Linked DNA regions of Homo sapiens: all the other regions are linked to region 1. Evidence: chromatin loops called from intact Hi-C (ENCODE). Cell type or tissue: endothelial cell of umbilical vein. All regions are shown on one strand.

Region 1 (4,000 bases):
ATATAATTCTTATTTTCAAATATGAAAATATATTTAATAAGTTGGCAGAATTTTACCCTGAAACTACTTTCCTCATTCATCAAAGAATGTGATTTTTTAGACTATTTCTCTTTCATTAAGAAAGCCCCATCTGCTGGTTTATTTGGGGAAGTGCAATAATTATTTGAATCTGAAGTCCCTGAAATGATGGCCATTTTAGCAATTTCTCTTTACCTTTTAGTTATTTTAGATGCATAGATACAGGGACTGTGCCAAGTGGTATTTTCATCCTAAAATCATAGAGCCATATAATTTAGCAGAATCATCTTGAGGAACTAATCTCACAAATATGATCATGAAATACTAGTTGCAAGAGTAATAACTGATCATTGTTCCTTACATAGCCTTTATTAGTTTCATTTGTCTTTTTATCCCCATTGTAGGGATCTTCTATTTTGAGAATGCTTGAAGACTGGATAAAACCAGAGAATTTTCAAAAAGGATGTCAGGTATGATTTATTACTTTTAGTGATATCAAAATTAAACTACATTGATATGTGGCTGGTGAATGTTAAGATATGTGATTAATCAAGGATAATTTCCTTTTTAATCTCTTTACTGAGGCATAGATAATATAGCAAAAGATAAAAACATGATTTTACATCCAATTGAGTACCTACATTGTATCTGTAATGATCATTTAGCAGAAGTCTCATGGAGAAGTTGAAACAGATTACTTAGTTATTTTTGAAACTCCTTACATGTGTCTTAGTCAGCTTGGGCTGCCATAAGGAAATACCATAGACTGGGTGGCTTAAACAATAGAAATGCATTTTTCTTGCAGTTATGGAGGCTGGAAAGTCCAAGATCAAAGTGCTGGCTGATTCCGTTTCTGGTGAAGCCTCTCTTCCGGGCTTGCAGATGGTAGACTTCCCACTGTGTCCTCATAGCAGAGAGAGAGAGAGGGAGAGAGAGAGAGCACTCTGGTGTCTCTTATAAGGATACTGGTTCCACCATAAGAGTCCCAGCCTCACGATATCATCTAAATGTGACAGCTCCCAAAGGCTTCGTTTCTAAATACTATCACACTGGGGGTTAGGGCTTATATGAATTTCAGGGAATACGATTCTTTCCATAGCAACATGATATAAACATCTAAATTTATCTATAAAGGTCATTCCTTATACTGAGTACAAGACTTTTCCCTTATTATTAGATTAGAAAAGATCAATATTAGTATGCTTATTACAATGGAGTCAGTGAATAAAGAGGCTTGCTTCCTTTTGGTAACAGAAATGACAATAAACTTTCTGAAACATTTCACACATCCCACTTAAGCGTATTATTCCAGGAGATGTTTCTGTTTCATTTTCGTTTTTCTAACAGACCCTAAGCCAATCGTCCCAGGTTTGTTTTTATTTTTAATTTTATCAAAGTAGCTACAATGTGTCCCTATAACTGCCGTCTCTGCAGGTTGGCCCCATTCCAGCCTAGAAATGAAGTTCTCTTCCTACTCTTTCCCTTCCACCTACATCCTGCCTGCTGCGATAACCCAGGTAGTCAGGAGTAGCAGTGCTGACGGTATTCATCCCAGAGAGCAGAAAACAGGTTGGAGAAATGCCCCCTGCTGGCTGCCACAGAAAGTACTTCTTCTGTATGTGATTCCCCAGGAGAAGGTCACCATTCACATAGATCTCACTCCCATCAAGCCTTCTTATGTGGCATTTAGCCCTCTCTACACTACTCTAAAAGAAAACGGCCCCCTTCTACCCAATAGTGAAACATCTAGGTGATTATTAAAGTAAGAAATAAAGTCAAGATTTCGGAAATATTTGGAAGTATATCAGTATATTTTAACCCTTTGTCTATTAGTAAAATATTTTGTAGAGACATTAGGTGCAAAGAGAGAAGCTATGTGCTTGTGCTTCTGCATCATGAGAACATCTTGTAACTTTTCCATAAGTTTCAAACTCAAATGTTATCATATATTCCCTCACTGTAAGCATTATTATTATTATTATTGTTATTGAGACAGAGTCTCGCTCTGTCGCCAAGGCTGGAGTGCAGTGGCGTGATCTTGGCTCATTGCAACCTCTGCCTCCCGGGTTCAAGCGATTCTCATGTCTCAGTCTCCCGAGTAGCTGGAATTACAGGCACCACCACACCCGGCTAATTTTTATATTTTTAGTAGAGACGGGGTGTCGCCACGTTGCCCAGGCTGGTCTTGAACTTGTGAGCTCAAGAGATCCGCCCGCCTCGGCCTCCCAAAGTGCTGGGATTACAGCCATGAACCACTGTGCCCTGCCCATTGTAAGCATCTTTAATCAGGGACTCTGTCTTCTATATCTTTACCCATACTGCAGGGCCTAGTTTAATTACACATGTTACGTCATCCTGAAAATGTTTGTTAAATGAATGAATGAGTGAATAGCCTATAATAAATTATACAGGACATAGAAATAAAGAAGATTCATTTTCAAAAATTAAGTTAAAATTCAGTTTGTATAGTTTTGATTCTAAATTAAATTGTAATTAATAAATAACAATTTTGGCATCTTCAGAGCTGGCTTCAAATTAAATAATCTTTCATATTGACTTTGATAGAGAAGTACTAAGATTCCTTGAAAATGAATAGCTATCCTAATAATTCCATAAAACTCTCATATTTCCTTTAACCTAGTATCTATGTTATAATTAATTTAAAAAACCGGTTTTGTCTAAAATTAATAATTCTTAAGTTAAAAGTCTTCCTTTAACTGTGATCACAGATGGTGCTAAAAACTGAACTATGAAGAATAGATATTAATATTTCATGCCATTATAGTGCTATGGAATGAATTTACACAAAACACCCAAACACCCTTTTCCTTCAATCTTCAAACACTAGCTAATATCTGAAAATAGTATATGATCGATATGGACCACATCCAATAAACCCTCAGACCAACTGGAACATAGTTCCATAGTTCACATAGTTTGAGCATCCCAACAATATCCTCCTTGAGTTGTCATCATCACTCTATGATTGTTGCCCTGAAATCCCACAGGCTATGAATGGGAGTTCAAGGTATTTCTGTTGCAAATACTAACTTTCTGCCCAAAGTGACTCTTTATTAGCTAACCTGGTGTGGAACTAAATCTGGGGCTGGCCATTTGTCTATTCTCTTTCATGCTCATCACCTTGCCCCAAACTCAACCTCAAACAGCAAAATAGGTGCAGGATGGGGGAAATAAGAGCAAAATTATCAACTGGAAAATCTTTAAGGCTATACATGTACATAAAAGATGTAATAGAGAAGGGGACATTCATAACAATATGTGGTCATGAAATAGAAACCGAGAATATATTCTTCCTTTCTTTTTCTTCTAGTATCAGTAGTACTGTCAATAAGACAGGAATGGGTCAGCTGGAAAATGTCTTTTCCCTTCTTGGGATACTAGTAACAGAAACATTGTTCGTTTCCTTTTGTGCTCACTGATTCCAACTAATAATGAACTGTGACCTAGGTCATCGTGTAATTTTGACTTGAATGATTACATGATTATTCAAGGTGAAGAGGGAAGTGTCTTAATATAGAATATTCAAAAGCACTAATCTAGACAATATAAAATTAGTACCTTTTAATATGCTGATTACATAAATTTCCATTCAGCCTGTGGTTCATGAGAAGCAAGAAACTGCAATTTTAAAAGCAGTAACAACAATAACAGTGATGAAAACCACACACACTGATCCAGGGTTCAGAATTCTCCTCATCATAATCTCAGGCAAATCTCTTCACCTCTGAAGGCACCCAGGTAGTTAGGGAGAGCAGTTTCCTTCACCTCAAAATGTGGGAGCTTTATTAAATAATATTTAAAGTCCCTTCCAGTTCCACGATTGCATGGTTCTAAGCTCAAGACCTTGTAGTAGTCAAACTCCTCTAAATTAATTTTAAAAGATATTCAATAGAAATTGTCATCAAAACACAGCTATGGTTATAACTATTACTATGCCAAGTATTCAATTATTATTATTTAA
Region 2 (4,000 bases), 1.1 Mb before region 1:
TCTTCACATGGCAGAGCAGGAGAGACAGAGAGTGAAGGGGGAAGTGCTACACATTTTCAAACAACCAGATCTCATGAGAACTCACTCACTATTATGAGAACAGCAAGGTAGAAATGTGCCCCCATGATCCAACCACCTCCCACCAGGTCCCTCCCCAACACTGGGGATTACAATTCAAATGAGATTTGCGTGGGAACATTGAGCCAAACCATTGAGCCAAACCATATCATGCACATTGCTAAAATAAACGTATCATTACCCAAGCTGATTGCTTTGAAAGGCAGCATTTATTTATGTGGCTATGTGCTGAGAAGTATGAAAAAAATTAATTTCATTATATTGTATCACAATTCATACCATTTGTCCTATATTTATGATAGGAGAAGATGACATTAAGCATGGTATATACTTAATGTCTCATTTGTTTTACAAACTAAGAAGTGACAAAGGAAATTAACCCCCCAAATCACTGAATATTATGAGATCTACTCTGCCTTATTGTCATATGATAACTATTTGCCTAGAATCTATGGATTTTTAAAATATTAAAGCATAACTCACTGACCAGAACTGGTCCCATGGTCCAATCTAATCACCATGTGCAAGGCAGTCATGTGCCAATGGTGAAATGCTAGAACAATATGGTAGCCGCAGTACCAATGCTTATTCTCTGCCACACACTTTCCCCCACCACGTCCCCACCCTAACACTTTAAGGTTAAAATGCAGACAAAACTTTACCTGAATTTTAAAATAAAAAGAAATAGTACAGTGTTATCAGAACAGAGTAGATTCTTTTTGTAATAAAGACAGGATCTTATTCTGTTGCCCAGGCTGGTCTTGGACAACTAAGATCAAGTGATCCTCCCAGCTTAGCCTCCTAAAGTGGTGGGATTACAGATGTGAGCCACCGCGCCCAGCTCAGAAAGTAGATTCTTTTTATTTTATTTTATGATTTTAAGTTCCAGGGTACATGTATGGGATGTGCAGGTTTTTTACATAGGTAAACATGTGCCATGGTGGTTTGCTGCATCTATCAACCCATCATCTAGGTACTAAGTCCAGCATGCATTAACTATTTTTCCTGGTGCTCTCCCTTCCCCCACTCCCCCTGACAGGCCCCAGTGAGAAAGTAGATTCTTAATGTTGAAATTTTAGGTGTGGGACAAGGGGACTATAAAGATAAACAGAAATGGATGTAGATACAGAGTTTCCTGTACTCTCAGATGAGACGACTGCATAAACAGCTTTACTTAAGCAGATTCATGGTGCTGGGACTGTTCAAAAAGTGTTGCATGCTATGTAGTGCGAAGTTGAAGGATTCTAGCAGCATTAAAGAAAATGTTAATTTATTTGGTTCCATCTCATCCTAGTCAATAAGTCAACACATACAAATTGTTCCCCTTTTTGATTGCCTAGAAGTAAGCACTTTTATCTATTCAGTTTTTAGATTCCTATGCATTGCTTTCAAATCAATTGCATGAATGGAAAACTCTTCTCATTAATCACATTCCTCTCCACGCCAGCGAAGTCTCCTCAAGTCAGAGCACATCTACACATCGTCCACCAGATGGCGGTGGAAGCCCACCGACATTGTAGACTACGTAGGAAGAGCGTCCAGATGGAAAAGCGGGTTGGGGCTTTCTGGTCTGGTTTTTTTGTTTTGGGTTTTTGTTTGTTTGTTTTTGTTTTTTGTTTGTTCGTTTGTTTAAGACGGAGTTTCGCTCTGTCGCCCAGGCTGGAGTGCAGCAGCGCGATCCTGGCTCACTGCAACTTCCGCTTCCCGGGTTCAAGCGATTCTCCTGCCTCAGCCTCCCAAGCCCTGGGACTACAGGCGCAGGCCACCACTACGGGCTAATTTTTGTATTTTTAGTAGAGACGGGGTTTCATCATATTGGCCAGGTTGGTCTCAGACTCCTGACCTTGTGATCCGCCCACCTCGGCCTCCTAAAGTGCTGGGATTACAGGCGTGAGCCACTGCGCCCCGCTTCTGGTCTGTTTGTAAAACTAATCATTTCGGGAGGCTGAGGCAGGAGAATTGCTTGAACCGGGGAGGCGGAGGTTGCAGTGAGCTGAGATTGCGCCATTGCACTCCAGCCTGGTGACAGAGCGAGACTCCATCTCAAAACAAAAACAAAAACAAAATTAAGCATTAAAACGAAGAGGACTGTTGGATTTTAGAGCCTCAGATACGGGGCTTTTTTTAAAAGTCCATTTTTTTTTAAATTGTTAGAAAGATATGGCAATGACAAAGTAATATAAGTGATCTAATTAGATTATATTTTTTCTTGTTTTAAATTCTGGGTAATCTGTCCATTGAAGCTACTTGGCTGGGGAAGCAATTGAAAGTGTCATTCCTCAGTATGCTTGAAATCTCTCATACCCTTCATGCCCAACTAAGATATATAAGAGAAAATCCTGTTAGTGGCCATCAGCAGCTGCTGGAGAATGCACCTTTATATCCAGATTCTGGAATCTTTCAGGCAACCCTGCCTTCTTCCTCTTTGACTTCTATTTCTCATTCAACTCACCAGATTATTGGGATAATCATGTGTGTGGAGAAGATTCTCAATCTCTTTGAGTTTCAGATTTCTCATCTGCAGAATTAAAGTGTGTACTTTTTTGAGGAAATAATACATGAACATACATAGAACAATGCCTGGCACAGCCTAAATGCTCCAGAAATGGGAACTATTATTTTTTCCTCAGACTTTTACCTTATTTTGAAAGTAAGCAGGCTGGGCACGGTGGCTCATGCCTATAATCTCAGCACTTTGGGAGGCCGAGGCAGGTGGATCACCTGAGGTCGGGAGTTCGAGACCAGCCTGACCAACATGCAGAAACCCCATCTCTACTTGTGGGCGGAAAGCCACCCAGGTGCTGAGGCAAGAGACTGAAGGCACAAGCTGTTCCAGTATAATAAAAGAAAATAATTAGAATACAAAAAGTTATACTAAAAATAAGATATAGACATGATTATATATGAATATTATCAATCTTTAGTTGGTAGTGTTGCTCTTTTAGTATTATAATAATCTCTGTTTTATAATCATAACCTAGAAAACACCAGGCCATACAGAGTCAGGAGCTGAAGGGACATGGTGAGAAGTAACCAAAGGACAAGAGTGTGAGCCCTCTGTCACGCCCGGATAAGGGCCGCTTGAGGGTTCCTTGGTCTAGCGGTAAGGTCAGTGCCTGGGAAAGCACCCATTACTTGGCAGACCTTGGTCTAGCGGTAGGGCCAGTGCCTGGGAAGGCACCCGTTACTCGGCAGACCTTGGTCTAGCGGTAGCGCCAGTGCCTGGGAAGGCACCCGTTACTTAGCAGACCGGGAAAGCGAGTCTCCCTTTCCCCGGGGGGAGTTAGAGAACACTGCTCCACCAACTCTTGTGGGAGTCCTGACATTAGCCAGGCCTGCCCGCAGTCATCTGGAGGCTTAAACATCTGTGGTGCTGTGCTTCAGTGGTCATGCTCCTTGTCCACTTTCATGTTCTGCCTGTACACCTGGCACCTCCTTTTAAGTTCTTAAAAGATAGCAGTAACAAAATTAGTGAAAGTACTAAAGTCTTTGATCTTCCTGATAAGTGCACAGAAGAAATGCTGACATATACTGTCCTCCCTCTCTGCTTCAGCTATCACAAAGGGAAAGGCCCCCCGTCACGTGGACACGTGACTTGCTTGACCTTATTAATCATTTGAGATGACTCAAACTCCTTACCCTGCCCCCTTGCCTTGCATACAATAAATAGCAGTGTGTCCAGGCATTCAGGGTCACTACCAGGCTTCGCGCATTGGTGGTAGTGGTCCCCTGGGCCCAGCTGTGTTTCCTTCTATTTCTTTGTCTCATGTCTATTTTTCTACAATCTCTCATCTCTGCACACTAAGGAAAAACCCACAGGCCCTGTAGGGCTGGACCCTACACTACTAAAAATACAAAATTAGCGGGGCATGGTGCATGCTTGTAATCCCAGCTACTTCGGAGGCTGAGGCAGGAGAATCAC
Region 3 (4,000 bases), 470 kb before region 1:
AGTGGGGCAGCTATAAAAACTTGCCTGCCCAAGTTTTTCTGGAATGTTAACTGGCAGCAGGATTATCTATGCAGCAGTCAATTCTCTGGTAGGTTTCAGATTTGTCATGGGCCAGTGATCCAGCCTCATATCTTGATATGATTAAAGCGGCTAAGCTGAGATGTTAAAAACAGTGTATTGAACCTATATTACCAAAATTTTGTTTTGTTTTGTTTTGTTTTAAAAAAAATGTGGCTTTTTTCCTCCCATGATAAACATTGGAAATGCCTTTAGATATATTTAGCTAATTTTAAAACTATTAAGACATTCACCCTGTAAACAAAAATTCCAAATTATTTTACAAGTAAAGACAAACAAACATGAACCTAATACCAAAATGAAAGTGCTTTGGAAGCATCATTTAGAGTCTTTTTAAGGTTTATGCTCACTTCCGTTTCTAACCTGCATTAAGAGATCTGCAATAAATCACTCAATTAAATAATTAAATCAACCAGATGAGCCTCCAATGGGTCCTTCAATTAAATTCAAGTCAACTGTTATGTGGCCTTCTCCTCATTTTAATTATTCTCATTTTCTGTTATAAGGAAAAAAGGCTTATTGCACGGTATCATGTATTTGCGAAGCTCAAAATAACATTTGCATCCTAAGCATCTATTAGCTCTTATAAAAGGACCTGTCTTTTCAGCTCATGTCAGATTTTGCATAATTTATAATACATTCCTCCATCAGTTGTGTCTCACCTATGAACCAACATCAAGACATTATAGACTGCTCACAATCATTTAACATAGATGTAACAGCTTTCCTCCCCTGCACTGTCCCCCACTCCCCATTTCTTCCAGTCATGACTTGGTTTGCATGGATTCTTTGTTCACTGCTCAAACCATTCACACAGAATGGAATAAAACTTTATTCTTTTTAAATTCCACACATAAACGAGATGCTGAAAAAGCCCTTGCCATCTCTGACAGAAAAGCAGAGCAGCTCTGTTTCATGAACGACAGCACAATTAAAGCTAAAATAATATAAAAATAATTCGAAAAAATCCCTTTTACTGTACACTCTCAAAGCAAGAAAGAGAAACAACAGTTTTGTTTTGTTTTTTTCTGCTAGCCAGAAAATGTGTTTCTATTCATTTGGGCTTTGAAGTTCAGTGTACCCCACATCTGTGTGTCTGTGTGTGTATGCGTGGCTATGTGCGTGTAATCTATGCAGTGTGGAAGCCCCTAATCTTTTCATCTAGTTTGCCTAATCATTAAGCTACTTAACCAATTATAATACTATTATGTCACATTGAACAACTTTACATAATTGCTTCTTTGAAATACTAGAAACATTGACACATGTATTTGGCTTGTAAAGGACTGAAATATTACAGAGAATATTATCCAGCTTTTTTTTTTTAAAGAATATGGCTCTTAATAAATTGATTTTGAGTTCCAGAGCTAAAGTCCCTTTTAAAACATTTCTGAAGCTGACTTGAAGCAGGATGAATATCTTCTGATTTGGCCAAAGACATGACAAGTATTTCATATCACTTAAAATTTGAGGGATAAGTGTATGGGGGCCCTTTGTTGTCAACTGTTTTCAGCCAAACTTGCCTTGAAGTTTGTTGTAGTATTGCCACTCAGCCAGCAGAGGGCCCTTTAAACACCTCTACATTGCTTGGGGAGCAAATGCAGATGATGCAGAAACACAGTGTTCCCCCAATATTTCGAACAGCCCTGTGATTTCCTTTTGGAATTCACAAAAATATCGAAAATATGCGCTATACTGTGGGGTTTCATTTGGAAAGTTATGAGTGTGTGTGAAGTCAAACAGGGAGGGGCATACACACCATCTGTCTGTCGAATTGATCTTCGGCTCACCTCTTTTCCCACTGCCTTTCTCCCTTTTCCAGCTCACAGTGGTCCTGGGCCGGGCCTTTTTACAAATACTACAGAACCCGTTTTCACATTGTTTGGTTGAGTGTTTATCTTTTTCAATTCTGTATTTACTCTTCTGTTCAAAAGCCCGGGGCAACTGAACAAAAGGATAATGCTTCATATCTCACTTAAGAGTAGAAATTACAGTTCAACTATCAGAAATGCTCTGGGATGGAGCTGCCCCCATGGGACCTGGGCTGCACTGTTTCCATCCTCCCAGGAAGAATCTTGGGGAAGTATTCACCCCCTTTGGTTTTGGCAAACTCACTAGCCTGAGGCTATGCAGTGAAGATGAAGTTAGTTGAAATATAGTTGTTTACATCTGTTTTCATAAGGATGATTAAGACATCTTTTCTCATGGGGTCTACAGCAGCTGGCATTTCTTAAAAAGGCTTTAGTTTCTGCAAAAGCATTATCGTTCTAGATATACACCCTGTGTCTCTTTCATTTTTGTCTTTTCTATTGGCTCCAGTTTAGTGTCCATAAAGTTAGAAAGGATTGTGTGTGTTGTGCTCGCACAGTTTCTAGAGTAAAAATCTTTCATCTTAGAGAAATGTGACACTTAGTAAATACATTTTTTCCTATGTGTTAATAGCCTTTGTTTGCCTTTGATTAGTCTCCTCTGCTTCTGGCTTGCTTTTGTTCTCCCTTGTCCTAGAGTTGATAGATAAAGAGGGAATGGGGTCTTCCAGCAGCAGTGCTTGGAGATGGAGGTGCACTCAGTGAGTCCTCACCCTAAAAGGATCATAAACTTACTGGGTTAAATCAACCTAATTATCCCTAAGCTGCCTTGGGTTTTGTGTTTGCTCATGTTTTGTTTTGTTTTAGCTGCACCACGTGTGATTCCTTGTGCCATTTTCTTTTGTCTATTATTTTTCTTGATGACCCTGAGCTATGGCTTCCTCCTCAGTTCCAACACTATTCAGCTTTCGTTGTTTTCCTCATTTTGCCGATGTAGGCCTCAAAGAAGAAATGGCAGAAGAGCACAAGGTAGCTGAGGTACATGAGTGAGGACCAGAAGATGTTCTGAAAGTGAGAGTGACACTGGTCATGCTGCATCCAGCAGAAGACCAGGTAGTTAACCACACAGCCCATCAGCATCTGAGTGATCTGGGACAAGGTGATGAACATGGCAAACTTCCGGGAGACTCGGAAACCTGCCGCCCGCAAGGCATAGTAAGAGTACATCACGGCGTGCACGCCATAGTTCATAGTCATGAACCAACCTCCCCCGGCAACCATGTCTTTGTAGGAGTACCAAGAGTACAGGAGCACAGTGATGTGGTGATACCAGTGCAGGAAGATCAGCTTCTGCTTCCTCAGAATAATGAATATTGTATCTCCTGGAAGACAAAGAGGAAGAAGGTACGTGAGATCCTTGACCACCAGTAACGATGACTTACAGTTTTGTAAGAGGGTAGACATCCTGAGCTAGGACTGGAGAGTTACATAGACTGGATTAGAACCCTGAACTGGTACTTACTAGCTCTGTGACCCTGGACAAGTTAGTTATCCTCACTATTTCTAGTTTCCTCATCTATATAAATGGTGATAATTTAAAAGAGTAGCATGGAATCACCTGAGGATTAAGTAGGATAATCAGCATGGCTCTCTTCACACACAGGAGGCAAGCAGCAAATGTTTCTTTCAAGGTATTTCACACAAAATCTTATCCATCATTGATCTGGAAGGGACATTAACAACTATGTTGCCAACTCCCAACTCAACTATACATTTTAGGAAATACCACCTGGAGGGGACTGGTGACTTGTCTTAGATCATTTATCAATCAAAGGAAACAGACTGGAAGTCAAGTGCCCAGCAAAATGTTCTAAGGCTTCTCTAGAGTAGTAAAACCATAATTTTTCTTTGGTACATGATAAAAGGTACCCCTCAAACATATATCTTTGTGAGCTCCCTAAATTACACAGCCTTGCCAAATGGCAGTGAGAAAAGTAAAACCTAAACAAAAGACAGAAAAAGGGGGACAAAAATCCTCTTCTATACACATTTGCTGACAAGGGTAATAGGAATATTTTATACCAGTGAATCAAGTGAGGAGCAATTGAAAATAA
Region 4 (4,000 bases), 69 kb after region 1:
CGAGGCGGGCGGATCACGAGGTCAGGAGATCGCGACCATCCTGACTAACACGGTGAAACCCCGTCTCTACTAAAAATACAAAAAATTAGCCGGGCGTGGTGGCAGGCACCTGTAGTCCCAGCTACTCGGGAGGCTGAGGCAGGAGAATGGCGTGAACCCGGGAGGCGGAGCTTGCAGTGAGCCGAGATTGTGCCACTGCACTCCAGCCTGGGCGACAGAGCAAGACTCCGTCTCAAAAAAATAAAAATAAAATAAAATAAATAAATAAATAAATAAATAAATAAAAGCAGACTGCGCAGAGTGACTTCCTCCCAAAAAATACAATAAAAAAAGGGAGTGGCGGGGGGAAGATATCTGGGCCAGGTGCAGTGGTTCGTGCCTATAATCCCAGCACTCTGGGAGGCCAATGAGGGAGGATCACCTGAGCTCAGGAGTTCGAGACCAGCCTGGACAAAAAAGGGACATGTAATCTCTACACAAAATGACAGTAAAGTGGAGAACTTGAGAAACAATACCACAGCCAGGTGTTCCAGATCAACATTAACAGTGACAAATCATATTGACGTGTACCCTTGATATGATATAATGAAGATGGCACTTTACTTCTGTGGCCATCCTCCACAAACCCATAACCCTAGACTAATCATGAGAAAAATATCAGACAAATCACAATTGAGAAACATTCTACAAAATGTCTGACCACTACTCAAAACTGTCAAGATTAAAAAAAAAAAAGTGAAAGTGTGAGAAACTGTTTCAACCAAGAGGAACCCAGGGAGCCCTAAAACAACTAAATGTAATGTGGTGTCGTAGTTGGGATCCTCGAACAGAAAAAGGATATTAGATAAAACCCAAGGTAATCTGAATGAAGTATAGACTTTAGCTAATAAAAATAAAATTCAATAACTATCAAATGTATGGATGATTCCTTAATAATACTTTTGTCCTTGCTAAACTTCTTTTTTTTTTTTTTTTTTTTTTTTGAGACAGAGTCTCACTCTGTCGCCCGGGCTGGAGTGCAGTGGCACCATCTTGGCTCACTGCAACATCCGCCTCCCTGGTTCAAGCGATCCTCCTGCCTCAGCCTCCTGAGTAGCTGGGACTACAGGCATGTGCCAACATGCCCAGCTAATTTTTTGTATTTTTAGTAGAGATGGGGTTTCACCGTGTTAGCCAGGATGGTCTCGATATCCTGACCCCATGATCTGCCCCCCTTGGCCTCTCAAAATGCTGGGATTACAGGCATGAGCCACCACACCTGGCCCGTCCTTGCTAAACTTATAGTGTGATGAATTAAAAAGAAGGTGAGCTTTGGCATCACGCAAATCAGATCTGCTCTCAGCTTCACTCCTTGGTTGCTGTTGAATTCTGAATGAGTTCCTTTTTTTTTTTTTTTTTTTTTGAGATGGAGTTTTGCTGTTGTTGCCCAGGCTGGAGTTCAATGGTGTGATCTCAGCTCACTGCAACCTCCGCCTCCTGGGTTCAAGCAATTCTCCTGCCTCAGCCTCCCGAATAGCTGGGATTACAGGCGACCGCCCCCACACCTGTATAATTTTTTTTTTTTTGTATTTTTAGTAGAGACAGGGTTTCACTATGTTGATCAGGCTGTCTTTCAAATTGCAAAAAGGAAAATTTGGTAACGGCAACCAAAAACACCGTAAGCCTATGTACTGTGCTGAAATACAAAAGCGTAAGCCCAAACTAAGAGTGTCTTTATTTTCTATTTGGATGCAAGCCAAAATCAAACAGAACTGACGTAGTGCCATTCTGCCTCTCCCAAGAAAGAAAGAAAGAAGGAAGGAAGGAGGGAAGGAAGGAAGGGAGGGAAGAGAGAGAGGGAGGGAAAAAGAACGGTTCGCGGGAAAAAGACATCAAATAACAGCAAAGAAATGCAGCTTCTAAAGTAATCTCCAGTTCCTTACTGGCTGTGAGGAAAAAAAACTTCTCACTGGATTAGTCCTGACATATTAAGAATTAAGAGCAGCCTCTAGTGGCAGATCAAAGATTTTACAAAGTAGCCTTGCAGAAACCAAAATGCCTTCTATTTTTTACTGCTTGCTCTAAGCAAGCTCAGAGCCAAATTAGCTCATCAACTTTTGCAAGTATGAATAATTTCACCCGGCTTTGAGTGTTCTTAATACTTATATTTTATTTATATTCTTTTTTATACGTAGTTTAGCTGGACTATTATAATATCATGGTGGGGTAGGATGTGGTGGGGGAGGATTTTTTTTCAAAGAACAAAGGATTGACTGAAGCCTAAATGAAGACAGATTTGATGAACTGAAGTTCAGTTCTCACTTAGCTTTTTCTGTCTCCTTAAATGAGGGTGATCAAAACTAGAAATATCCTAAGGAAAACAGAAATACCTGAGAAACAATGAATTTCCCTGAACTTCATCTTTCCAAAAGGAGCACCTTTCTCCAACACTGAATATGCCAAATGTCTCGTTTTACACACCTGCGTTTCTCCTTCCTCGGAACTCTATCATCCAAACCCTTGGTTTCTCATCACTTATGAAATTAAAAATAAATGAATAAATAAAATGTTCTTCCTCATCAGTTATTGCTACAAAGACGCTGTTATCTTGGGATAAACTCAACACGCCGTGATACGGTGTGAGGATTGCCTATCATGGCAGCTGTCCACTATCCAGAGAAACAATCAGAAAGTTTTAGGAACACCCAAGGGCAGATTTTTTTTCGTTTCAAATTTTCACAACGGACAGTACCAGGGAGCTGGGGGGAAACTGCTGAAAGCTGGGACACAAACGGGTGACTCAGGGTGGATAGAAGTCACCCCATCAGAGAGACCAAGGAACTTTACCTACCACCAACCACTTCCCTGGACTTTTTTGTTTGTTTGTTTTGACGAGTGTCTCTCTGTCGCCAGGCTGGAGTGCAGTGACGCCATCTCGGCTCACTGCAACCTCCGCCTCCCGGGTTCACGCCATTCTCCTGCCTCAGACTCCCGAGTAGCTGGGACTACAGGCGCCCGCCACCACGCCCTGCTAATTTTTTGTATTTTTAGTAGAGATGGGGTCTCACCTTGTTAGCCAGGATAGTCTCGATCTCCTGACCTCGTGATCCGCCCACCTTGGCCTCCCAAAGTGCTGGGATTACAGGCGTGACCTACCGCACCCGGCCCTTCCCTTGACTTTTAACCAGGCTTTTGGAGAAAGCGTGGAATAGTAAAAGGCCAAAACAATAGCCTCCCTTTCCCGGGTGTGGACACCCTTCCCGGTCCTCAGGAGCCTCAGAGGATCACCCTCTCCGCCCCTTCCTCTAGGGCCTCGCTTGGGAACGCAGCGAAGGCGAGGCCCGACCCTGCCTGGGACGCCGCAGCCCTGGCCCACCAGTGCTCCCAGCCCGCCTGTTCTCAGGATTCCGTGCGTCCAGCGTCGGGCTAGTGCCTCCTCCAGGTCAGAGCGCCGTTCCCTCTAGGATGCAGGAGCAAGAGATGTGCGCGGAAAGGTCCCCAGGACGAGGACGAAGCCTCAGGCTTCTCAAAATAAATGGCGCACTTGGCCTTGGAGGGAAAGGAGGAGGCCTCCGGGAAGGTGTGGAGGAGACTGGCAGCCTTGACAGCATCGAACTGGGTTCCGCCCACCGAGATTTCTGCCTCGAGGACCTTGCGGAGCAGCCACAGGCAGCCTCATGCGGGTGCCCAGCGTGCGGGACACGAGGCTTCTGCTCTTGGCGGGGTCCAGTGAACCCCAGGAAGGGCCTGGGCTGGGTGCCTGGGGCGAGGGTTGTTCTTGGCCTGGGACTTGGTCACGTCTCCATGGAAATATTGCTAATTGTTCCTTCACTTGAAAGACGAGACTGTAGACAAAATCTTTTTAAACCTTGACGGGCCTGTTACTCCCAAGAGCTTCTCTTCAAATTACTTGGAGAGAGAATGAACCATAAAATAATATTGCCTTCTTTCATATCCTTATATAATCATTTAATTTTTTAGAGCTTCTCTGCTTCTCTTACATGTGTGCTTTCAAGTAAAT
Region 5 (4,000 bases), 1.5 Mb after region 1:
TTTTCTAAAACCTGTAGCAAGTAGGAGAACAACATGTTAAATCCTACTGAAGCTGGCAAAGCCATACTAATGGATGGCAAAGTCTCTCTCCACCACTTTTCCTTGATCTTGTCCTTCCCTCCAGAGTCACACCACACCCACCCCCTTGTTTCAATTGTCCCTTTCATGCCTCTGAAAATACAATCACGTTAATATTATGTGCTGAAACACTTTTAAAATATGAAAGTATTTCAGGTTACTATTCAAATATGCACAAATAAATATGAGGTTTTTTCTGGGTATCATATACATCAATTTTTGGGAAGAGCACATTTAAAGACAGATGTCTGCTGTCCTGGCACCTCCAATATCACATTATTTTATGCATATTAAGAAGGTGTCATGGAATCGTCTCTGGTTCAGACCCTCTGGAATGTGAGGCATGGTCTTGGGATTGTGCCCTGCTGCCCTTTCTACATTAAATGCTAAACTGTCAGAGTGAGAGGAAACAGGTGGACCCAGTACAACGAGGGCCATCTGACTGAGACTGCCAACCTTCAGGTGGAACGTAGGAAATCAGAAATCAGCAGCCTTTCTGGACACTGTTATCACTATAAGAAACCATAATAATAAAAATGGGGGACTTAACATTGTAGATATTAGTAATGATCACTGCAATAAGCAACTCCTTTCCATGGACGCAGTCTCAAGTCCATGATGGCTTTACTTTAGGAGGGCTATTTATGCTATCCTCTATTTCAGAACTATATTTTGCTAGAAAAATGATTAAAGCTTATTCTCTTTTTGCATTTTGAAGTATTGGGCTTTTCATTTTAAAGTGTTTGATATGAAATTTCATCTTTATAATGAGAGTAGCTATTTATTGATTGCTTACAATGCTGAGGACACTGTGCTAAGAACTTTATATTCACAAACCTATTTGAGCCTTAAAACAACCCTTCAGGATAAGTATTATCAACTATTCTTCTTTATAGATGAAGCAATAAAACATCATATAACAAGTAGGGGAAAATCCACATCTCAAACCTTAGGCTTTGGGACTCCAAAGCCTATGTTCTTAACCACCACCTTACCCCATCTTGCCTTTGCAATCATGTATGGATTGCCAAAGAGCTATGCCCAGTTATTCACCACATTTTTTCAATATAAAATAAGTTCATCATCTAATAAGAAGATCATGATTTCTTTTCAGCTATTTAAGTGCTATAAATTCTCTTTATTTGCTCATTAGCTGGTATATCTTATCAGCTAATGGCAAAATGTAAAACCAGCTGGTTTTTAGAACCTTTCTTTTGCTTTCATTCTCAATGCTCCCTGAGTTGTTTGGTTGGTTGGTTGTATTTGTTATAAAGGAGTTAAGAGTAAGTACAAAGCAATGACAACATTGTCAAAAAGCAGAATTTGTTTTAAATTGTTCTCAACCATTTTCTTTATCAACATATACATCGCCACATAAAAAATCCAAAATTAGTTGGATTTTTACACTGGCTGGAGGTAGTCCTTAATTTTGTAAAATGGCTGGTTTTATAAACTGCAGAATGATACACTTCTGTGCAACAGAGCAGCCGAAGTCTGAAAACAAACTATTTGGTAGTCAAACCCTCCCCCATTCTAGGCTTCTTATATGGAGCTGCCATGACATCTAGTGGCCAAAATTTAGGGAAGCTATTCTTTATCCATAAAGCACACAGGATTTCTAATTTAGAAGCATATTGAAAATCTCACATAGAAAATGAAATTGTCGGTAAATACAGTGCTTCAAAGTTTACGACTATTACGTGAATTGTTGGTTTATCCTTCCTACATTACTTAGATATTTTAAAATATTTATCATAATGAATTTACACCAAAGCCTTGGTTTATTCTGAGGTGAGTATGTGAATGCATCATAGGATTTGATTCTTTGTGTTTTACTTCTGTAAGAGTAACAACAATTCGATATCAATGATTAAATCAACTTTACATTTTAAATGACAGTCTAAGTAAATGAGTAATAACTTTATATTATCTCAAATTAAAGTGAAACAACTGACATACAAGTCAATTCCCTGCACCTTTTTGCTGAGTTAATGGGATTTCTTTTCTAAAGAAGAAATATTTAATGTTATTAAAGGAAGAAATAGAAGATTGGAAGTCAATTTTTAAAGCAAAATAACTAAAAATGAACAGAGTATAGTTGTCTTCAGCAGATTTTTTTTAAAATTCCAAAGGTCTGTTTCTAGTAGATTTTCTGTGGTTTAAGCTAAAATAAATAGTTCGTGGAAACCACAATATACAAATGATCAGAAATAATTTTTAAACTCTTTTTCTAATGAGTTTTTTAGTCTAAGAAACACCAAAATAACAGCCCGAGACAGAGACTGATGCATCCATGGTTTATGAAAGCTATAATCACAGGAGTGGGGGACAGGAAGGGGCAGGAGAGACAAGAATGGATACAGAAGGAGGGGCAGCCAATACAACGATGCAATATAGAATTGGCCACTCCTGGATGCAACTGATTCCTGGATCTACAGGACCTTCTGAGAAAACTTATGGACTGTACCGTATCTCCAAATCACTCTCTGGAAGGATGCAAGGGTGGAGCATTTCCTGTCCATTTTTATGCCATATTGGTCAAGGTCTGTCCCATGGGTCATAAACTCACCCACACAGGGAGGCTGTTCATATGTGTTCAAGAATCCAAGGCTTCTGGTGTCAGAGAAGCTTTATATGGACTGAGGCAAGGCACTTCCAGTTGTACCTACATAAAACAGGTCAAAATCTGTGCACAGGCCGGGCACAGTGGCTCATGCCTGTAAACCCAGCGCTTTGGGAGGCCAAGGCGGGCAGATGACCTGAGGTCCAGAGTTCGAGACCAGCCTGGCCAACATGGTGAAACCCGGTCACTACTAAAAATATAAACATTAGCTGGGCATGGTAGTGCATGCCTGTAATCCCAGCTTCTCGGGAGGCTGAGGCAGGAGAATTGCTTGAACCTGGGAGGCAGAGGTTGCAGCCAGCCAAGATCACACTGCTGCACTCCAGCCTGGGCAACAAAGGGAGATGCTGTCTCAAAAAAAAAAAAACAAAAATCTGTTCATAACTGTTGTCTGCAGCAATGGCTGAAATGAAAGATGTGGCCAAGCGGATCTGCAGTGCTACACAAGAAACATTCAATAAATGTGCATGCAATTATACTATCTGTGTTACATTAATAACAAAATAGGTCATATCAAGTTCATTGATATGGATATTTTTATATTTAATAAACATTACTAAGTATGTTGATTAAATGATATAATTATCACCCTGGCCAATGCACAGCAGAAGTCAAAATTCCAAAGGGATCTTGAAGCAGCAGTAAAATCTATTCATCTTGATTGGCAATTATTTTAGTGATGTTAGTCTAAACAGTGTTCACAGTATGAATTGTTAGGTTGAAATATTTTAATCTTGTGAAAAAAGCAACATTTAAAATCAATTATCTCGATGTGAAATCCTGATACGATGGGAATAACTTGGCTCCTGGGAAGAAAATCTGTTAAGCTTTCATAGAAGCCCCAAGAGCAGATGTTTTACAGAAAGAAGAGAAACATAAAAGAAAATGAGAGTGGGAAATAGAAGAAAACTAAAATCCTACCTCATATCATGAAAAAATTTCCCAAAAGATAAATTTAGATTTTGTCCATCAAAGGGAAATTGGAAGTTCTACTTTTAATTTTGTATGTCCTTGTAGTACTCAAACTGAGCATTGTCATCGTCAAAAAAGTAAAGCTTTTGTGGATCCTTCATGACTGCTATCAAATCTAATTCAAGATGGATCAAAGACTCAAATGTGAGAAATAAAATCATTACCTCCCTTGAAGACAACATAGGTGAATTTTTAAATAATCTTTAGGATGATAAACGCTTTTTTACAGCCAGAAATATTAAAAGATGAGTATATTTTTACTTAAGTGGTAAAACCTTACATGGTACAAAGAAATGCCAGACAAAAAAGCCAAAATACTTGTAGCAT
Region 6 (4,000 bases), 1.1 Mb after region 1:
TAATTACTGAGATATTCTTAGTAATAACATTTTTTCTTGCTTTATTGAGGCATAATTGGCAAATAGAAATTGTATATATTTCAGGTGTACAGTGTGATGTTTTGATATATGTGCATATTGTGAAATGATTACCATAATCAAGCTAATTAACATATTCATCTCTTTGCATAGTTACCTTTTTGTGTGTGTGCGAGAACACTTAAGATCTAGTCTCTCTGCAAAATTTAAATATACAATATTGTGCCCAGTAATAATATTTTGAGGCTGAAGCATCCATATAACTCTCTTGACCCTTTACTTTTCATGTGTAGACCCAAAGAAAATCTATCACGACTCTGAAATGCTACAATCAGAATTATAATACACAGCAGGAAATTAGAAATTATTGATATAAAATGAGATCAAACTAGATTTTGCACCTACAAAAATGAATAAAATTCCTTTCCATCAAATGTGTAAAAGTTAATCCAATTTATCTAATAGTAAAAACATTGATTTTATGTGGTATTTTTCAGACCATAGCCATATTTAGCCTTTCAAATCACTGTGATAAATAACTTTCTGATCCATCGCTTCCCCTAGCTTTGTTGCTATTATACAGCTTTATCTGATTGATATAATTTTAAAATATGTATTTATGACACTGAATCTCCAATTTTCAATTGGATTGTATTTATAAAAATCCAATTTCTAAATATCTTATCCATGTTGGTTAACAGTCACAAAAATAAAGATCACTTTATCAATTGGGGCTAATTCTAGAGACTAAACAAAAAAAACCTCTATTATTTTCCAATTTGCTTTGCTGTCTATACTCCTGTATACACCAGTATTCCCTTGAAATATGATCTGTTCTGAGTTCCTCAAGCACAGAGAGTTCTAGGGCACATATAATGTTAGGGCACTTCATTATGTATTTTTGTCACCAGTTATTTTGTTTTGAATTAATATTTATTTCAGGGACATAGGATTGTTTTTGCAGTGAACCATCCCTGACTATCAAACTATTGCCTACAATCACTGTCATTAATGCAGCACTATCACATGAGAGCCAAGGATTAAACCTGCCAAAACAAGCCTAAGATTTTATAGTCACGAGGCAATTAATTACTACACATAGAAATAAAACTAGTCACATCCCCAGATTATATCAAAGTACTCATTTTACAATATTGCCTGCTAGAGGATTAGTCTGATTGATGACACAATTTCTCCTGAAATTTTTGCCATCTGAAAACCTAATGACATCAGGATAAACCATTTTACTCTACTTTAGGCCACTCCTATTATTTTCAACCTTTGCGCCATTTTATTTTCACCCTTAATGCAAAGAGGGGCTTCTCTTTATTTTCCTCCTCTCTTACCAGGAGTCAGTCACTATCCAGCTATCCAGGGCAGAGAAGATTATCCATTTAATAAGGAATTACTGCCATCTTGTGGTTACCATAATTGAAGGAAAAAATTCTAATGCTCTAGACAACAAAAAAAAGATTGAGATGTTATATGCTATTTTATCCATTTTAATTGCAACATACCTCATTAAAGAGACAGTATGATACACGATGTTTTTTAGTGAAAATATGTACATGAGTATTAGAGCATTCAGGAAGATGATCCCTGTTCCACACTTCATCAAAATCCAGCAGTAAATGAAAAATGTAAAGTTTTAATCTAAAATAAAAATGTGAGTCTGCACATGATAGACAATTATGTAGAAAACTAAGTGGAAGCATTAACAATTTCTTATACCTACCCCTACTTCAGCAATTTATCTTCATTTTTTTTAATGCTAAGAATTTGTAGAGGATCATAATTCAGTAGGTTCAAATATTTCTAACTCTGAGGTGACATGTTTGCCACACATCTCAATAGCCCATGTCAGCACCGGAAATTGGCCAAGACCTACCAATAACCAGAAACAGATTTGAAGTAAATGCTTCTCTCAGATCTGTATGGCACATGTTGTCCTCAATATTCTTTTCCTTGACATGTGACAAATTTGCAAATTCTGCATTTTTAAGATTCACATGGTAGAGCCAGTAAAACACTGGCAGTGAGATCCAATAAGCACATCTAAGAACACTTTGTTCTGAAAGTATAAAGCAAAAAATATAACTCTGCTTCTCTGTCAAGATATGTGACATTATTTAAAGCAAAATTAGTGTTTTGAGAAGTGGTTTCAAGGTATATTTATCTGAATGCATTTGATCGAGGAAAGCAGCTCACTAAAAACTTATTTTAAAAATGAGGTGTTCAAAAAGAACATTTTCTCCTCATAAGATTTGTATTGGTCTGAAGTGCAAAACCTTAAATAATGGTAGAAAACACTCCACCTGGTGGTAGAAGAAAAAGGGTAGCAGCTCTATGCAAAAGATCTTCAGACAAAAAGATGGAGTGAATGAACAGAATACAAGCCTAGCTAGAAACCATGTCAGATACTTCACTGCAGTTGCTGAGCATCCTAAAAGCAAAATCCAGACAGAATCTGTCTCTCTATAAATCTTTCCACCCCTTTCCATTACTAGGTGGGTACTGTTGGCTCTAAGCCATCTGATTTTACTATGATTTATTAACTGCTATGCATTATATATGAGATTCAGGTTTGCTGAAGAGTTACCCTTATGGTCATTGTTGCATACAAATCAGCTACTGTTAGAGAGGTTTATTGCATCATTTTATGCTGCTAGCACTTCTGTTAGGCAGTGGTATAATATGTAACTGGAAAAGAAAACCCCTCCTGTTATATTTTCCCTTATACGTTACTAGCACATGCAGTGCACGTTAAGAACAATAGTCTTTTGTTCTGTTCTGTTTATAAAAAGAAGAAAAAGCATCCAGAACAATGGGTGAGAAGAAACAAAAACCTGTCGCCTAAATCAAGGGATTGGTATTCTCCAAATCATTGCTACCGCATTGAGCCATTTTCTCTGGTAAGACCAACTGAAACGTGAGAAAGAGCAATAATGTGAGCAAAACCAATTTACTCTTGGTAGGAAATTGGAAAAAACGGTAGCAGAGATCTAAGCAGATCTGTCTCTGAAATAAGCTACCACAAAACAGTATTTCCACACTCTTTTTACATTGAGACATTCGATTAACTAAGTAATTCAACTCGAATTTCTAGCCCAGCTCTCAGTACAATGACTTGACAGCTTGCCTTTAGCACTTCGCTTGTATGTTTGCTCATAACTGGCATAAACAATCAAGACAAAAGCAACACATTACCTAAATGGCCTTGGTTTACCTGCAACAAAAGGCAGAATGGATATTGTCTTACATACCCAGCAGAAAGGGAAAAGGCATGGCTGACCATATTTTTTTTTTTTAAAGCAGGGGAAGGAGGGCTGTTTTCCTTCCTTTCTGAAATTTTGCCATGTTACTCTAACTGCAAGCATTGCTATCAACTTCAATGTGGCATATGTTATTAAGTGTTTCTGAAGAAAGACATTAGTATTAGGTAACAGCATTATGACTAAGAAGAATGAGTCAAATATTCTGCACTCCCAGCTTTAGTAAGACTTCTGCAGGCATACTAGAAACATCTACTGAGATATATGTAAAATGACTTTAGAATCTCAACAATGTAGATATAAATACATGTTTGTATTTCTGTTTTAAAAATTTTGTGTAAGTCATCCTTGAATGCATTTCCTAATATTTTTAAATAGCTTGATTTCCTCTTAACTAATTGCGTGGCATGGTGAAAAAGTTTTCAATGTAGTTTAGTATAAAACCATTTATTGGATTCCCACTGTGTGCCTACTGATAACTTTTAAGCATAACAGAGATGAATGGTTGTTAGTTGAGCTCAGAGATTCTTAATGTCTTCAAGTCTCTGATTTTTATAGAAATTTTCCATGTATAATGAGTTTTATCTCACAAAAACTGCCAGAGAGAGGAGATGCTTAGAAGGAAAATGAGACCTTGAAGAAGGAGAGGGCAGACAACATGAACCAAGAGAGTAAATTGTTCTCCTGCATGGGTAACTTTGAAAAGTATC

Evidence for each region. Peaks named below come from ENCODE experiments on the same cell type or tissue, not always from the same donor. Only the 100,000 strongest peaks of a DNase experiment are listed, where the experiment ranks them.
Region 2: a loop joins it to region 1, with 10 times the contacts of the local background. A loop is called at or near these places in 20 of 110 quality-filtered maps.
Region 3: it touches region 1 in a loop (2.5-fold over the local background); 29 of 110 quality-filtered maps call a loop at or near these places.
Region 4: a loop joins it to region 1, with 8 times the contacts of the local background. A loop is called at or near these places in 8 of 110 quality-filtered maps.
Region 5: it touches region 1 in a loop (3-fold over the local background); 10 of 110 quality-filtered maps call a loop at or near these places.
Region 6: it touches region 1 in a loop (2.7-fold over the local background); 7 of 110 quality-filtered maps call a loop at or near these places.

What each region holds. Positions count from the first base shown.
Region 1 is chr4:110,514,955-110,518,954 of GRCh38, forward strand. It overlaps ENPEP (glutamyl aminopeptidase), which reads left to right. Exons shown (of 20, transcript NM_001977.4): 8 at 423-488. Among named protein-coding and RNA genes, the nearest start is that of ENPEP, 41 kb to the left of the region's middle. RefSeq lists an enhancer at 1-148. In endothelial cell of umbilical vein, CTCF peaks have their summits at 128 and 1,602 (motif pointing left); DNase peaks (open chromatin) are centred at 147 and 1,557; H3K4me3 peaks cover 514 bases; H3K27ac peaks cover 915 bases.
Region 2 is chr4:109,421,015-109,425,014 of GRCh38, forward strand. No RefSeq gene overlaps it. Among named protein-coding and RNA genes, the nearest start is that of SEC24B, 11 kb to the right of the region's middle. In endothelial cell of umbilical vein, a CTCF peak has its summit at 1,564 (motif pointing right); a DNase peak (open chromatin) is centred at 1,577.
Region 3 is chr4:110,048,495-110,052,494 of GRCh38, forward strand. ELOVL6 (ELOVL fatty acid elongase 6) reads right to left here. Exons shown (of 4, transcript NM_024090.3): 4 at 1-3,268. The coding sequence ends at 2,844. Among named protein-coding and RNA genes, the nearest start is that of EGF, 140 kb to the left of the region's middle. RefSeq lists an enhancer at 2,496-3,695. In endothelial cell of umbilical vein, a CTCF peak has its summit at 1,643 (motif pointing right); a DNase peak (open chromatin) is centred at 1,627.
Region 4 is chr4:110,584,445-110,588,444 of GRCh38, forward strand. No RefSeq gene overlaps it. Among named protein-coding and RNA genes, the nearest start is that of PANCR, 29 kb to the right of the region's middle. RefSeq lists a silencer at 3,469-3,763. In endothelial cell of umbilical vein, a CTCF peak has its summit at 1,997 (motif pointing left); a DNase peak (open chromatin) is centred at 1,857.
Region 5 is chr4:112,030,277-112,034,276 of GRCh38, forward strand. All of the region lies in intron 1 of LINC02945 (long intergenic non-protein coding RNA 2945), which reads right to left. Among named protein-coding and RNA genes, the nearest start is that of LINC02945, 80 kb to the right of the region's middle. In endothelial cell of umbilical vein, a CTCF peak has its summit at 1,649 (motif pointing left); a DNase peak (open chromatin) is centred at 1,615; H3K27me3 peaks cover 933 bases.
Region 6 is chr4:111,629,475-111,633,474 of GRCh38, forward strand. LOC105377366 (a long non-coding RNA gene) reads left to right here and starts at 2,696. Exons shown (of 6, transcript NR_188427.1): 1 at 2,696-2,930. In endothelial cell of umbilical vein, CTCF peaks have their summits at 1,410 (motif pointing left) and 2,323 (motif pointing left); no DNase peak of the experiment used is centred here; H3K27me3 peaks cover 207 bases.